Linked DNA regions of Mus musculus: region 2 is linked to region 1. A link is a loop called in an ENCODE intact Hi-C map of the cell type or tissue named here. Cell type or tissue: heart. All regions are shown on one strand.

Evidence for each region. A loop is a pair of places that touch in the nucleus more often than their neighbours do. Peaks named below come from ENCODE experiments on the same cell type or tissue, not always from the same donor. Only the 100,000 strongest peaks of a DNase experiment are listed, where the experiment ranks them.
Region 2: it touches region 1 in a loop (15-fold over the local background); 4 of 42 quality-filtered maps call a loop at or near these places.

The regions. Positions count from the first base shown.
Region 1 is chr19:16,060,079-16,068,078 of GRCm38, forward strand. Gm32026 (a long non-coding RNA gene) reads left to right here and starts at 4,035. Exons shown (of 4, transcript XR_001782649.1): 1 at 4,035-4,107. In heart, no CTCF peak of the experiment used is centred here; a DNase peak (open chromatin) is centred at 4,023; H3K4me3 peaks cover 1,022 bases; H3K27ac peaks cover 622 bases; H3K27me3 peaks cover 449 bases.
Region 2 is chr19:16,526,174-16,534,173 of GRCm38, forward strand. Gna14 (guanine nucleotide binding protein, alpha 14) reads left to right here. Exons shown (of 7, transcript NM_008137.4): 2 at 7,540-7,724. Among named protein-coding and RNA genes, the nearest start is that of Gm41811, 53 kb to the right of the region's middle. In heart, a CTCF peak has its summit at 3,328 (motif pointing left); DNase peaks (open chromatin) are centred at 508 and 1,058.

The DNA.
Region 1 (8,000 bases):
AAGGTAATAACTAGTAGGTGATCATCCTGAGGTAAGTCTCCCTTGGATTAAAATTCACAATGAATTTGCTCTAATAGGCAAGGCCCATGCGAAATTCATTCTATGAAAGATTACTGCTATTAGTTTGCTTTTCCTGTTATTATTAAATATATAACTATCACTAGATATTAGCCCACCCTTTTGAGCAGATCTCTGCAGAACAACAAAGATGTACTATCTTTTAGTGATGCTATATAGACAAATAGATAATAAATCTATAGAATTCCTGATTTGATTCAAACAATTATAGGAAGGTTTTTAGAGATGGTCTTAGTTGCTGGAAAGATGTAATAAAGTTAGAATCAAGAATAGAATGTGCCCACTCCTCAGAATAGTAGGTAAAGGCTGCATAATAAGAAACATAATGAGCTTTCAGAATCATGCTAAAAAGAGAAATATACTTGGGACAAATTTGTGTTCAAGAAAAACCATTTAGGTCTAATAATAAAGTTATAGGTGTGCCCTATGATAAGGCAAGGCCATGAAAAAACCATGGCTTTGAACTTTTAATGAGTATATTGTAATGAAACACTGCTTTGCACTTAATATCAACATCCCTCTGTAACTCCCATTCTATGTAACATTTTATCTCTGAGGTAATTTTCTAAAGAACCTTTTGTCTAAGAAAGTATAAACCAGAGAAAAGAAATAAAGTGGTTGGTTGAGTGGTTTGCCTGGGGAACTTTGCCCCATCCACCCATCCATCCATCCACCCAAATGTGTATGTCTGTCTGTCTATATGTTTGTGTGTAGGTATATGTGTATGTATGTAAGTGTGCATGGATACTTGGGGAGTTGATTAGGACAGATGGAGGACTATTTACAGACAACAGTTTTGACTAGACTAGAAATTTGAGAAGTGATTGGATTCTGGACAGGATTCGAATGACTATCGCAGGGATTTTCTGAATAACACTCCATGAGGCATTGTGAGAGGCAGAAGTGAGTGCAGGATTTTAGACAAAGCAACAAGATCATAGGAGTCGATAGCGAGGTGAGAAAGATTTTCAGAGAAAGGGGGAGAATTCAGAGATTTGGTGCAGAACATTTTTGAATTGTGATTCCTTTAAAGATACAGAAATAGAAGTGAGTCTGTTTTAGAGCAGCCTGAATCACAAGGGTAAGTTCAGGTCTAAAAAAAAAAAAAAGCATGGCTCGTTAGTGGACACTCAGTGCCATGAAGACAGGCCGAAATGACTACTGGCAAGAGTGGAGATCAAATGATACTCCAGGTAGCGGTCCCCTAGCTGTGGGTCAGGAGCCTGTGGTGAGACTGAGAAGTGGTGGCCAGGAAGGTGAAAATGCAGCCTGGCAAGTGTGGCGTCCTGGGGGTCATGGGAAGCAAGCGTTTCCTCAGTTCAGGTTCACCTTGTGTTAACAATTACAAAGTACCCTGCAGAGGAAGCGCTAGCTAGCAGCATGGCATATAGCAAATTCTGAAGTGACTCCCTCCCATTGAAAACTAATTCCGCCTTGGGTACAATGGCGACTGCGATGGGCATCTTATGCCGCTGCGCTGTTTTTATTTTTAAGATCGATACTCACGCTCTGCGCAAGTTAATCACGGACCCAGGCAGAAGTCACCCTTTCACCCTCAGGCAATCTGTCCAGTTAACTGTTTTTCTCAAAGCAACCGGTCCCATTTTTTGCAAGATTAAGCTATAAATCTGAGGAACTGTGTGTGGTCGGACTGCTGGGAACTTGTGTGGGCGCACTTGATAGATTTTTCAGAGGGCAGGGCTTTTCCTGTCCTATCCTTTCATTTCTCTGGCAGTGCTTCTTGGGAGTCTCATTTTTTAGAAGTAAAAACAAATTACGGAAAAGAAATGCTTCATTCATTAAGTTCTGAGCAATCCCTTGGGTTTGTTTTTATTTGCAAAGCCAGATGGCGGCAGCCATGGTCACAGCACCCGAGGACCTGGGTCAGGTTGGCATCGGTCAGGACAGAATGTGGGATCAGTGATTAGTAAGCAAGGACGCAGCAATCGGCTTCTCTCGGAATCCCAAGGCTCCAGGAATCAACGCACCTTCGGGTTAAGAGACAAAATCTGCACTAGCAACTCAGGTCAATTCGGCCAAGAAAACTTAAGAAACACAAGGTCCGGGGACCGCCCTTTGTACAGCAGGCCTGCTTCCCTATGACAAATACAGCCGCTGGCAACTCAGGACACTGCAGGGTGGCTGTTTGTTGCCTCTCTTATGAAGATATATCTGAAGATGAGACAGTCCTGCTCAGAAGAACCTTACAGAAAACCCACCGAATGCAACTTTACATAGCTCTCTCTCTCTCTCTCTCTCTCTCTCTCTCTCTCTCTCTCTCTCTCTCTCTGTGTGTGTGTGTGTGTGTGTGAATTACAATTTCTTGGGACTCATATTTAAATAGAAATCATCCATGAAAATGCCACACATGACTTTTTGCTTGGAGGGAAAATTCTCTAAGTAACTCAGCATTGTTGCCTTAGGTAAATCAGGTAAAGAAGACAGCCATGTGCTGAATTGCTATGGAAGGCACAGTGGTGGGGCCTCAGCTTCGCTCCAGGAGAGGTGTGTGAGGACAGACAGCCCCGATGTATGTCATTCCTTCTCTGCAGAAGCTACAAAGACCGGGCTTCATAGGACTGCAATGCTATAAGAACAGATATGCTTATTATTCTGACTTACTTTTTAAATAAATTACTGAAGCACTCAGGGTCAAGGATGTGGCCATGTCTTATTCACCAGACATTTTAAAAATCTTTCAGTCAGTGATCTATATATTGAGCATGTTAGTAAACAAAAGGGACAGAAACATCTGCCTATTTGGGGGTTAAAAATTCTAGTGGAACGAACACTAGTACCCAGGAACGTAACCATTAGATTAGACAATATGTTGGAAAGCCATTAACATGTTACAGACAGGGCACAGTGTGGTAAGGGGTTTGGAAGGGAGGGGCAAGTTGCAAGTTTAAACAGAAATGACAGAGTAGACTCTGTGGACTAGGTGATGCTGGAATAGGTGCTTGCAGGAGCTGGGAGTTAGATGAGTGGATGGGAGGGGTGCTCCTACCCGGCATGTATTAGGAAGAGCACCCGTGTCGCTGGAGTGGGGTGGATGAAGAAGGATGCGAAAGGAGCCAGAGTCGGAGAAGCAGTGGGACCCTTGCCTGGGCAGGGCCTTTAGGGCCATTTATCAGAGTGAAACCGGAGGCTTGGTAGGACATTAGGTAGAGCTCAGAAGCGTTCTATGAAAGCCATTCTGGTTCCTGAGAATTGTCTCTTGGAAAGAAAGTTTGATAAAAAAGACCAAGGAGGGGGCTGTAGCAAGACTCCCAGCCAGGAGAAGGCTATGGGACGGAGCAGGTCTGTGAATGAGATGAATTCATGACAACTCGACTGAAGTGGGAGAGAATTTCCATCGTCTGAGATAAGAGGAATCTCAAGTGGAAGAGGTTTAAGGGAGAAAGGAAAACTTTGTTTTGAGACACAGTTGTGGCGTCTCTGAGGCGTCCCAGCAGACATGTCCAGAAGGCAGCTGCCTGAGTGTCTCAAGAGGCGCGCTGGTCACAAGATAGAAATGTGGGGTTTGTTGACATATGGATAAAAGAATTCATTAAGAAGCTGAGCGCACAAGGAAAAGAAACCAAGGACTGATCCCTGGGGGAAGATGAACAGATCTGGGAGATGGGTACTAAGACAAAGACGGAAGAGGAAGGACCAGAGGGACCTGAGGCAAACAAAAAAGGATGTGGGTGTCTTGGACGCCAAGGAAAAGCATGTGGAAAGGAGGTGATCAAACACCTGAACTGCGGAATAGTAGTACCTGCGTGATAATCTGAATGACATAATTGGTGTGAATTCCTAATCACAATGTTTGGTGTTAGTAAGGGCTCAAAAGCACACGTGGTATTTTAACACCTAATGTCTCTGAACAAAAAAAGAAACCAAGCCCTCACTATAAAGCTGCCCAGTTCCTATGATGAACTCCAGAGGGCGCTCGAAGACTTTCTTCCCTGTCAGTTTTAGCTATAAGGGAAAATGGATTCCCAGGGCAAACAACCCTTCGTCTGAAAGGCTCGAAGGTCCGATGCGGTGAGTGTCAAACGTCTGTGTGGACTAGAATGTCTTGATCCTGTTAAAATGCTGATCCTGGCCAGGGAGGTGGCTCAGTGAGTGGAAGCACTGGTTTGGCAGCCCTTTTTGAGCCACAATCTTAGTACATCTGTGTTGAGATGGGGAGGAACGTGGCTGGAACCTTAGGGCTGCTCCTGTAGCAGGCAAGAAAGATCAGACTGCGTAGTGGTGTTAGGTCTCAAAGAAGCCCAGGACACGTGTTCAGTACCTGAGGACCTTCTGGCACTTCTCACCCAGTCTGCTACACCAAACCTCTAGGGGAGCAGGAGGGGCACACTTCTGCTTCCCTTCCCCTGTCTCATCCCTATATAACTTAGCCATTTTGGATACTCTGGTCTCTTGACCTGGGTGCCTCTAATGGCCATATGTTCCTCCCTTGCTCTTGTTCTTGCTCCCTCTCTCTCCTTCATGTTCTGGTTTGGTCTGTCAGCCATGTTCAGCCTGGACTCTTCCCTCTGCCTGCTTTCACCCCCTGTATCTGCAATAAAATCTTCTAGGAGGAGTCATGCCCATGGGGTAGAGGGGGAAAGGACCACTACCACATTTATAGCAAGCTTTAATTAAATACTGTCCAGGAAGATGTATGTCAGGGTCCATTTTGGGGTTCCCAGAAAATGGCCACCAGTCACACCTTGCAGCAGTTTAAACCCCACCAGGCCACTGTGTTTCCTTCCCATCATGTCCATTCGGGGCAAGCGTACATCCTGACATATTTCCTGTCCACATACCTTCTGCCCACTAGTGATCAAACATGTCCAGTGCAATAGGTCAAACAGGTATAACACAAACAGGAGCTTACTCTTGTCTTAACTGCAAACAGAACCCTAAACCTGCAAGGTATGTTCTTCCTGTTTCAGTCTCCCAGTAACAGGCAGGGTGTACAACTCTTGTTCCTATTTTTGGTTTCACATTCCTCTTTTCTTATTTCATTTTCTTTTTCACTCAGGTGGTAGGCTAGAATCAACACCTGAATGTTGTTCTCAAGTGCAAACATGTTTGCATGCACGTAAGACAAGGAAAAATATTTTAAAAAATCTTTAAACATGGATTCACAGGAGGCCCAATTGTTATGGTCTAGAACCTTAAATTTTTTTCTCTCCATCAGTTAAAGAATAAAAAAGGAAAAAAAAAGTCTCCAGAGTGACAAGTAGCAGTGGAGGAATCTAGAACACTATTTGTGCTGGCCGACTTCATGTCAGCTTGACACAAGCTAGCATTATCCGAGAGGAGGGAATCGTAATTGAGAAAAAGCCGCCATCAGATCCAGCTGGAAGGCATTTTATTAATCAGTGATCTATGTGGGAGGGCCCAGCCCATTGTGTGCGTTTGTGTGTGTGTGTGTGTGTGTGTGTGTGTGTGTGTGTGTGTGTGTGTGTTGGGGGGGGTGCTATCCCTGGGTTGGTGGTCCTGGGTTCTATAAGAAAGCAGGCTGAGCAAACCATGGGGAGCAAGCCAGTAGGTGGCACCCCTCCATGACCTCTGCATCAGCTTCTGCTTCCAGATTCCCACCCTGTTTGAGTTCCTGTCCTGATTTCCTTTAATGATGGGCTACAATGTGGAAGTTTAAGTCAAATAAACCCTTTCTTCCCCACCTTGCTATTTTAATCACAGCAATCGGAATTCTAAGTCACTGTTTGTTTTAAGTTTCTGAAGGGTCTTCCTCCCCTATTTCAGGGTTGGGGAGTTTGGAGAAAGACATGTCCTAATTTGGCCTTGAAGTTGCTGAAACACCACATCAGTGGAGGCCCTATTGGCAGAAGAAAAAAGCCCACAAGTCTTTGTTTTCAGCTTCTAGACTTTTGTCTCGGGTCATGAGGGAAAGAAAGAAGCCAGCCATCTTGGAAGTTCACCATCTTTAATATCTATCCATGGCCCATCTGCCTACCTATTTTCCTGCCTATTATAGAGTCAGTCTAACTCCTAGACTCTCAACCAGCATAGATTCTGACTACATAAATCATAGGGGAACTGGGGGGTGGGGCTTGGGGTTTTTTCCCACCTGGAGGAATTCTAATGCATATGCTGCCGAATTATGCTAGTATGAGAGAGAGAAAAAATTAGAAGGACAACTAGCCTATAACAAATACTCTATTCCTATTATCTTCTTGGGACTTCAGAATAATTTGTACTTTTCTTTCCCACAAGGGAGGTAAGTCAGTCCTTGAGCTTACTAGGAACTGGGAGGTCTCACTAGGACACACAGGTGAAACAGGTAGCTTGAGCTATTTTTCATCTGTCTACATCAGAGAACAGAGTGGTGGCTGCCAGTCCCCATCGGGCCTCCAAACCTGTTGTATTTAGCTTGAACAGAGTTGGCCTGCCCAGTGTCTTAGCAATATTTGAGTTTTGTTCAACATTTAAAACTCAGATTTCACACTCAGAACTTGGTTTCCTTTGGTTTGTGGAATGATAAGGGATGAAACATATGACCCCCTCATCCTATATCACAAAACAACTTCTTTAGATGGCCTTGACTGTAATTTGTCAAGGCTCCCGTCTGTCTTTATTGTTATCAAATCAAAACCAAGTTTTACTTGCCCTTTTATCATAATCTTATATTTGTGGTTTCCTTAAAGGCAAAGAAAGTGAAATATTTATTTGGAAAGTAAGGTCATAATAAGAGGGTCTAATGTTTCAGTGTTTTTGTTTTTCTTTTCCCATAGCAGAGCTCTTCTGTCCTTGGCATTACCTGTCAGGGCTTCTCCAGTTGACTGTTTCTGATCTATTTCTTAATCCAGAGTGAGGGAAGGTTGTTTCCCAGAGCCAAAATAACATGCGGTAGAAGATGCAGATCCAATAAGACAAGTGTGTTGGTAGAGGATTTTTTTTTTTCTGGAAGGGTCTTCTGAGTGGGGTTAACCTGCTTGAAGAGCTGCCCTGTGGAGAGCGTAGTCCACCCCCCTTAGTGCAGCCCTCAGAAGCCTGATGAATCACGGGCATGTAGATGGGGCTTAGCTTTCTGCCTTCTTTCTTATTTTCTTCCCCTTCCCTTCTTCTTCCTCCTGTTTCCATAGGCTCACACAGGAACCTCAATAAGCAATAACATTTGCATTCCTAGTAGACGCCATTCCTAGAACAGGTCATGGATCCAAGGCGCTGTAGATACTTGGTTGTATCTGACATCAGTACCCAGATATCTCCAACTCCCTATTTCTTAGTCAACATTAAGGAAGGAAAAGCAGGTTGAAAATGCAAAACAATGACATTTGCTGTTGGACTGAGCGGCCAGCATAATGTTTAGTGAATTCAAAACCAAAATAGTTACACAGGAAGAGGAACAGGTCGGGTGCCCTAGCCCCCACCAGTTCCCCGTTGGCTGCCTGGACTCGCTTGAAGATCAACATTCTCTGCTGAAGGTTTGTCTAAAGCTGCTGTGCCCTTGTGAATCTTGTCTGGCAGCATCTGAGAGCTCTTGTGGCTCCTCATCTTCCACAGCCTTGAGTGCCATCGAGTTCTTTGTTACTTTTAAGCTACTCTGACAGATACAGTGTGCTCTCTTTACATTCTAATGCGTTCCTGGTAATTAAGGACCTTGAACATCTTTCATTTGTTTATTGGCTATCTGTGTATCTCTTTGCTCAGTTTAAAAGATTAGGTTGTTCAGAACAGAGAAAAATAAATAAATTAGGGTGTAATTTTCTGACTCACTGGTGATAGTTGTTCATACATCTGGTTGCAAATTCATTGTAGAATTAATAATTTACCAATGCATTATCCCAGTTCATAGCTTGGCTCTTCTTGCTTGTAATAGTGTGTTCACAGGGAGAATGTTGATGCTGTCCAACATATCAATTTTTGATCTTTAAGTGACTTCTTTTGTTTTGTATGTAAATTTGCCTAGTTTGTGACCA
Region 2 (8,000 bases), 470 kb after region 1:
CAATCTTTCTTGTCCTTTAATGGCTAAACACAGGAATTCCTCAACATAAGAGAATAGAAGCTAGGGAAGGTGCCACGGCTTTGACGGTGAAATGAGGCTTGGGCAGACTTGAATAAGTGAATCTTACTGCTTCTCTAAAAATATTTTCTCCTTGGAAATGGAAGAGTAGAGCCTTGGGGGCCTGAGGATTCATGAAGAAATGAAATCGGAACTTGGTAGAAAAATTCAACTGAAGACGATTCAACTGAAGACGATGTAGCAGCTGGAACATTTCTGTCCCAGGTGGATTCTATCAGAAATGTCCTTCAGAGGGACCCTGCAGCAGTGTCTCCCTCCAGGTCACAGAAGCCTCCATACTACTGGCCACAGCTGCATATTCCCAGGCTCTCACTGAGGCAGATGAGACTCAGCTGGGGACTAGGGAACAGAGAATCTGCATTTCATTGGGTGCTTCTCGCTTCTTGACTAGTTCTTTGGCTTTACCCAGAGCTGGCCCGCTTTTCTCATAAACCCATATCTGCAGGAGGACAAGTCACAGGACAGCAGCCCAGGCAGCTGCAGAAACTTCCGTGACCCAAGGTCAGCCCAAGCTGGAGAGTACCAAACAAAGTTACAACAATTTCCTCTGGGCAGGCCTCTGCAGGTGAGAACTGCTTCAACGTAAAGGTTACAAAAGACGGTTTCTGAGTTTATTTATCACGACTCCACAAAAGGCTTGACAGAGAACCTGAGCCCCACAGTATGTTTGGCACCAGGTCTTCATCAGAAAGCCGAGCAGCAGGAACCTGGCATGAAAGAGCTGGCTTTGCATCTCCAGCAGGTCTTCCCACTCCAGGCAACCCCCTCCTAACTGCTTTCCCAAACGGAATCAACATGGAGGTCGATAAGCCATAACTATCCATCCCTGAACACTGGTGTGTCCTCTATCAAGAGAAACAAGATCCCTGTTTAGAGAAAGCCCACTTGGCAATCAATCGGTCGCATTCATAGCCCTTCAGCCTGTTGCTAATGTAAGTTAGGTGACATCCCCATCTGTCTTCATTTTTGTGAGTTAAGCTGTACTGTCTCCAGAGTGTCTGCTGTAACCCTAGGCTGAGAACACTGGCTTCTGGGAGGCGGGCTTGCAGGTCAGGAAATGTGCTAGGTCACTGCCTGTCTCAGGAACTTGATTAGTTCCCTGCCTTAGTTCTCAGGGAGCCAGTCTTTCTGGATTCTGGGTACATTCTAGAACAATTGGTTTCTGTTCAGTTATCTCTTGTCTATCATTCAAAAGGTTTATTTTGTTTTGCCTTCTATTTTTTCCTGGCTTCTAAAAGCAACTTATTGCCACCCCCTCACCCTCACAATGAGCTTTCTTGTGTTATTTGAAGTTAAATTAATACTTGACCTTAATTTGTGTTCTCAGTCTCAGAGGTGTAGGGTCTTAGTGTACAGATGTTTTTGTGTGTATGGGTTTTGTTGTTGTTGTTGTTATTGTTGTTGTAGTTGTTGGTTTGGGCCTGTTTTCAGCTCTGTGTTTGTAGCCTTGCTGTTCTGTATCTGCATAAGGTTCCTGGTGGAATTTCAGAGGCCCTGAAGAGGGAAGGGATCAGGATTAGGAGAGCCTCTTGGATGAGTAGTAGAAGGAATAGTTTTATCTACATAGGACGATCTTTTGTGGGTAATTCCCCAAAAAGCTGGGAAGAATTTCTGCTGGGATATTGTAAAGTCACTTTTATTTACTTTAGTCATCACAGGAAATACAAGGTTTTCATAGCTTATAACAAACATCTGAACAATATATAAAATAAAATATTAGATAGTCACACAAGTATCATATGGAGATGCCCAAATCACAATATTAATGCACACATGACTGAGGCTTAGGAGACACTTCTGGACAGTATAGTCAAGAAGACGACTGTAGGAAAGCTTTCAGCCCTGCAAGGCCAGAGGCCCACAGCCCTCGCTCATAGTCAGCAGGGAGCCTGTGGAGAGGAGAATAGAACATGTGTTATCTATACTCAAGAGACACATGTCCATTTACCCAGTGCTGAGGGTACTGGTCAAGAAAGAACAGTTGCTTAATGGAAAAGGGGGCAAAACTGCCTAAGTGGAGTTTCACAGCAAGAGATGGGTGGGGTGGGGTGGAGTGGAAGGAGGGGTGTCTTGATGCTCTCCTGCTGAGATGTCAGCAATTATGGTGACAGGAAGCAGACAGGAGGTCTTTTGGTGAATCTGTTACTGGCCTGAGTGTCTTGCCAGCTGTTGTCCATTGCCTTTATTATGGAAGGCAGTGGCAGTGAGAGGACAGGCAAGCAGCTCACATAGCAGGCTCTTGACGGACACAGATAAGAATTGAAAAGTACAGACATGCTTAACCTAATGATGGCCATATGTTCTGTAAAACACATTTCGCCATTGTCCAAACATAATAGATTATATTTACACAAACCAAGATGATACAGCCTCTGCAAGCATAGGCTGTGTGTATAGACTGCAAATCTATGCAATATATCACTGTCCTGAATACTGTAGGCAGTTATAACACGGTGGTATTTGTGTACTTGAACATCCCTCAATGTTAAATGGTAAGTGACAATATGGCATGATGGGAATTGTTTGGTTTCATTATAAGCTTAGAGCCCATCATGTACATGGACATTTGATATGGTCTGACATATATGACTCCCATTGTGTACATTGGCATCCCCTTGTTGGTTGGGATGTCATTTAGTGACTTCAAATATGCAAATGGAGAAATGCAAAGTAAACAGAGAGGTGCCATTTCCCTTATTTTTACTGAAGACTGAACCTGTGTTGCTGCATGCCGAGTCTGGGTGGAATTTCTCCTGGAGCAATCCCTGGTAATCTAACACCAAAATTCCCTTTCCAGACCAAAGGCTTGGCCCCTGTTTGGAATAAAAATCTGATGTGAGTGGAGGGTTCCTTCTTTCCTCCATTTGCAGGAGAAACCCCACCAGGCTCATTTTGGACTGATGCAATTAGCCCAGCAGCATGGGCCCACACCCATGTTTTAGAAGATAATTGGCTAAAGTAGTGGGGTGAGGAAGGAGAGCTAAGCCAGCCACTCCTCAATTAAAAACCACCCAGTAAAAAACACTAGTAGTTTTCATCCCCAGAGGTATGCTGTTGGTTGTTCACTTTTTCCTCTGAATAAATGAATAAATGTGTACATGAAATCTGAATGTGGAGTTTCTTTTTGGAACTGGTAAATGGATAAGCTCAGATCCTTGATTTGAGCTCACCAATCCCTGTGGCCCTGCCACAACTGCCACTGTAGAAGGCATGATGTCATGACCTACCTTCACTCCCTCTTGCCTGCTGCCCCCTGCTGCTGGAGCCATCCCTGGTCTAACACAGTTCTGCAGGATGAAGGAATAAGGCTTTCCTTTTGTAATTTCAGTTTGTGTAGTAGGGGAGACCTTTTATTTAGGAAAGTACCACATTGTCATGGGAAGATCATGTGCCAATGCAGACCTGATTCAGATGCAGGCCAACACTATCAAGCTGCATAAACTTGAACAACCTGTGCAGTCTTTATGATTCTCAGTTTCTCTTCTTAAAAAAAAAAAAAAAAAAAAAAAAAGATGGTATCAGCTGGGTTGTAGAGCAGCTTTAATGAGAACAGAGGACCTCCTCTACATGGCTTCTTCCTGTTCTTGATCTTGGTCTTCAGTGATTGGTGTCAGTCATTCTATTTTCTTCTTTGCCTCCTGTGTGTGTGTGTGTTTGGGTGTTTGAACCAAAAGATTTAAAGAGTACTTTTAAATAATGGTTTTCTTAAGTACTTTTGTTATTTAATCTTAAAAAGTGTTCTAAAGTAGGTTTTCTGGTTGGTTGGTTGGTTGGTTGGTTTTAATGCCCCAAAATACAGAGGCTTTTGAAACGTTTGTGACTGCCTTTGTCCTGGTGTAAGGGAATGAGCCCTGCTACTGGAAGCGTTCTTATCTTGCTGCTGAATTTCAAGCTGTCTTGAGTGAGTCTGGCTTCAAGGTCACAGTGACAGTTTGCTTGAAGAAGTTACATAATCTCCATGTTCACCTTGACTTCTTCATCTGTAAAACACAGGACTAATATTTGTTTGGGATGAACTGGCATGGGACCAGAGGCTCAGTGCTGCTGGCGGAAGAGACTAAAGCAACAGAGTATTGGAACTGGGGGAGAGGGACCCCAGAATTCCACGGGAACAGAGAGCTAATCTGCCTTAGGACTTTGGGTCAAGCATTGATAGTAACATTTAGGAGAGGGAGTTGGTCCTCTGCTCAGTTTTCATGCAGTTCTTTGAGTAGATCTAGGAAAACCTAGTTAATATGAGAGCTGAGTCACAGGAAGAAACACAGTAAAGTTAACTCCCCATGTGCTGACTTCTTCATGGGGAACATCACAAGAGTGTGCTGAGCCCAGCAGGACCTGAGCAGGATGTATCTGAAAGACGGTGGCTTGTCTGGGCTTTATCCAGTGTATGGCTGGACTGACTCTTCCGAGTCCAGTACCACCAAGTCCTTTGGTTTCTGAGCCAGATCTTCCGTGATAGTGGAGCTTGTTAGTGGAGTCCAGGTGAATCAATTTCAGGCCTTTCTCTTGGTACCTATGTGTAGTGCAGACTTTACATAGGCAATCTGAATCCCCCGGTTCTCATCTCTGTACTGCAGAGAACAGCACTTATTTCAGAGTGGTTCTGAAGACTAAAGGGGGCGACTCGGGTAGATTCCCCAGCATAGCGACTCCTTTAATATTTGTTGGTATCAGCATCCAATTGTCATGCTGGAGAGGCCGTTGAATATCAGCACGAGGCTCCTTCTAGGGCCTTCCTTTACTTACCTATGTGATCAGAGTCTCTTGACACACATGGAACACAGGCTGGGGCACAGAGAATCGGCATATTCTGTTTTCCCAAGTGTTGAGTTAGGTAATTGTAACTTGGTAGATTTAAAAAAATATCTTGTATTTGAAAACTTTAGAGATCTGCTATTCAGGGAAGGACTGCTGAGTGTGGACACGAACTTGAGGATGCTCGCTGAAGTAAGTCAGGCACAAAAGAACAAAGGTTGTATGACTTCATGTCGGTGAGGTGTCAAGAGGAGTCAAGGTAGACAGAGCAGAAATTGAGGGTGTTCACCAAGGCTGAGGTTGGGGTTCCATTTTGTAAGATTGAAAGAGTTCTGACAGTCGGTTGCACAACGCTGAGTTATTTCCATGTTAGTTAAAAGATAATTCAGAAGGGATCTCGGGGGACGATTCAGTGCTTGCTGCCTACATATAAAGATCTGAATTTATTTCTTTAGCAGTCATGTAAAAGGCTAGCTTGGTGGTACATAGTCACGACACGACAGCTGGGAAGGTGGAGGTGGGTGGAGCTCTAGCTAGAACTTCCTGGTTAACCAGCTAACCTAGCTGATTCCAGGAGTTGCAGATTTTTGGGAGAGACCCTGACTCAGATAATGAGGCAGAGAGCAACTGAGACCTAACATCAAGCACTGCTCAATATTTATTTATGATACCAAAGGTCAGGTATCATACCAGGCACAAAGATGGCCAGCATTCGTGTAATGGCTAGTATTAATTATCAAGTTGACACTGAGGAGACAGGTTCCCAGGCATACCTGTGAGAATGTCTATATCATTGGTTCTCAAACCGTGGGTCACAGCCCCTTTCCCAGGAGTCATATCAGATATCCTGCATATCAATTATTTATATTACTATTCGTAACAGTACCAAAATTACAGTTATGAAGTAGCAATGAAAAGACTGTTATAGTTGGGGTGAGTCACCACAACATGAGGATGTATATTAAAGGGCCACAGCATTAGCAAGATTGAGAAACCCTGGTCTAGATTAAGGCTAGCCTGTGATGATAGCTGTGAGGAGGGAGTATCTTGATTAATTTACTCGAGATGAGAAGATCCTCATAACTGTGGGTAAGGCCGGTCGCTGAGTATTGAATTTGACTTGATTAGGAAGGCCAGGCATGGCCAAGAATAAAGGCAAGCAGTAAAAGCAGGAAGAGGAATGAGCCAAGGTGAAGGGGCCAAGAAGGCTTGATCTGAGGGCAGGCCAGTGTGGCTGGGTTATAGAGTGGAGAAGGAAGAGTCTTCAAGGAAAGGCTGCTAAGGACAGAAGGCCCACACCACCAGGCCCTCTTGTCTACCTTTGTCTGACTTCTTGAGGGGAAGGGAACACATTGAGGGTTTAACAAAGAAACAAACAGGAGAGCAGGTGTGTGTTTTGACAAAATCAGTCTTAAGAAATACTTGTTTTTACCAGAAGAATCTTAAAAAATTCCTAAAGCTTTGCCTCTCCAGGGCTTTGTTCTAGGCCTTACTCTCTGAGTTTTTAAAGTCCTGGGGAGGATATAGAGGAAAGCCCATCTAAGTTTAAAAGTCACTAATTGTAATAAACTCAGTAGCCATTATGTATGTATTCTAGCCTCCTACTTTGGAAAACACATATCTATCTATAGGTAAAATATTTTTTAAAAAAAGTACAGCACGGTATTTATGTGACTAAGTCAATAAAGTGCTAGAGATGATAGAATTTGATGACATTTGTACAGTCTGTGTGTCCTGTTGAGACGCTGGAAATGAACGACTATAGAGAGTCACAATAAATCAATCATCCCATAAAAAATAATCTTTACCATTTGTTACAGCAGAATTTCTATGTTGTATTAGTGAGATTTTTTTCACATAAAATTTTCTTTTGACAGAAACACTATTAGACAACTTTTCTCTATTTGTAACAAATTATGAAATGTAATTTTCACTTTGTAAAGTACAGTTATTTAAAGGGTATAGAATGAGTAATTCTAGTTCTGAGATAGTTTTTCCTTCATCTTTGCTGGAAACCTTATTAATAACCAAACTATTAATAAAAATTATAAAGCAATACTTAGATTTGGAGATGAGCCATGGATACCTCATATAATTGATTCCATTTATCATAGACAATTTTAGATATATTGAGCTTCATTATATAAATGTGTTTACTACCTTTTTAGCGATTCCCAATCTGAGAGAAATATGGGATATTGGGATCCTATTTTCTATATATCGTGTCTGTACTTCTCTGTACATTAGAGACCAGTGGAATAGTTCAATGATATATGCTTCTTGGTGCCACAGGATAGTGTTAGGAGTTTTGGAGACCTCCTGAAATGTTGATTGGAATGAACAACTATCACATAGATAGTTGGCATAACTGCAAATGATGCTTCATTGTGCAAGGATCAAATACACAGGTTGATCCTTCACTTCTCCAAGAGTTTTGCTGCTCAAACCATTCCTGAACATTGAAGAGGCTCCATCACTGTCAATAAGAACGGCAGCAAATTCTTCATGTTCAGAGTGGTCAGGCAGGTGTCTGACCTGTTTCAGGACTTGAGGAAAGGAAGATGGACGGGCACTACCTCATAAGCTTCTGGTAGACTCTTAGCAAGCCCATCCCACCAACCAATGTTATCTGAGATGTGGACCAATGCTACCAGGGCTTCTTTTTGGAGTCTGCTAACTGTTCTTCACTCATTGTTTTTCTCTTAGGAACCGGTGAGAGTGGGAAAAGCACCTTTATCAAGCAGATGAGGATAATCCATGGGTCTGGCTACAGTGATGAAGATAGAAAGGGCTTCACGAAGCTGGTTTACCAAAACATATTCACGGCCATGCAAGCCATGATCAGAGCAATGGATACCCTGAGGATACAATACATGTGTGAGCAGAATAAGGTACTGTACTTGAGAGGGTTGGCTGTGTCAGAATGTACGCCTTCCTAGCGGGGTCAGTGAATGCCTTTGAACAAAAGGGTTTGCTAAGCAATTTGGTCGAGTACCGGAGTATTGGAGGTCTTTACTCAGTAGAGGAAGAGCTATTTGGGAGGCATGTGATGCATTTTGATAGTCCTGTTGGTCCTATTTCGGCCTGACATTTTCTGTAGGAAATGAGCTCATGGTGTTATGTAGTGTTCAGAGACTCTGAAACTCTGAAATTTGTTAACATTGCTC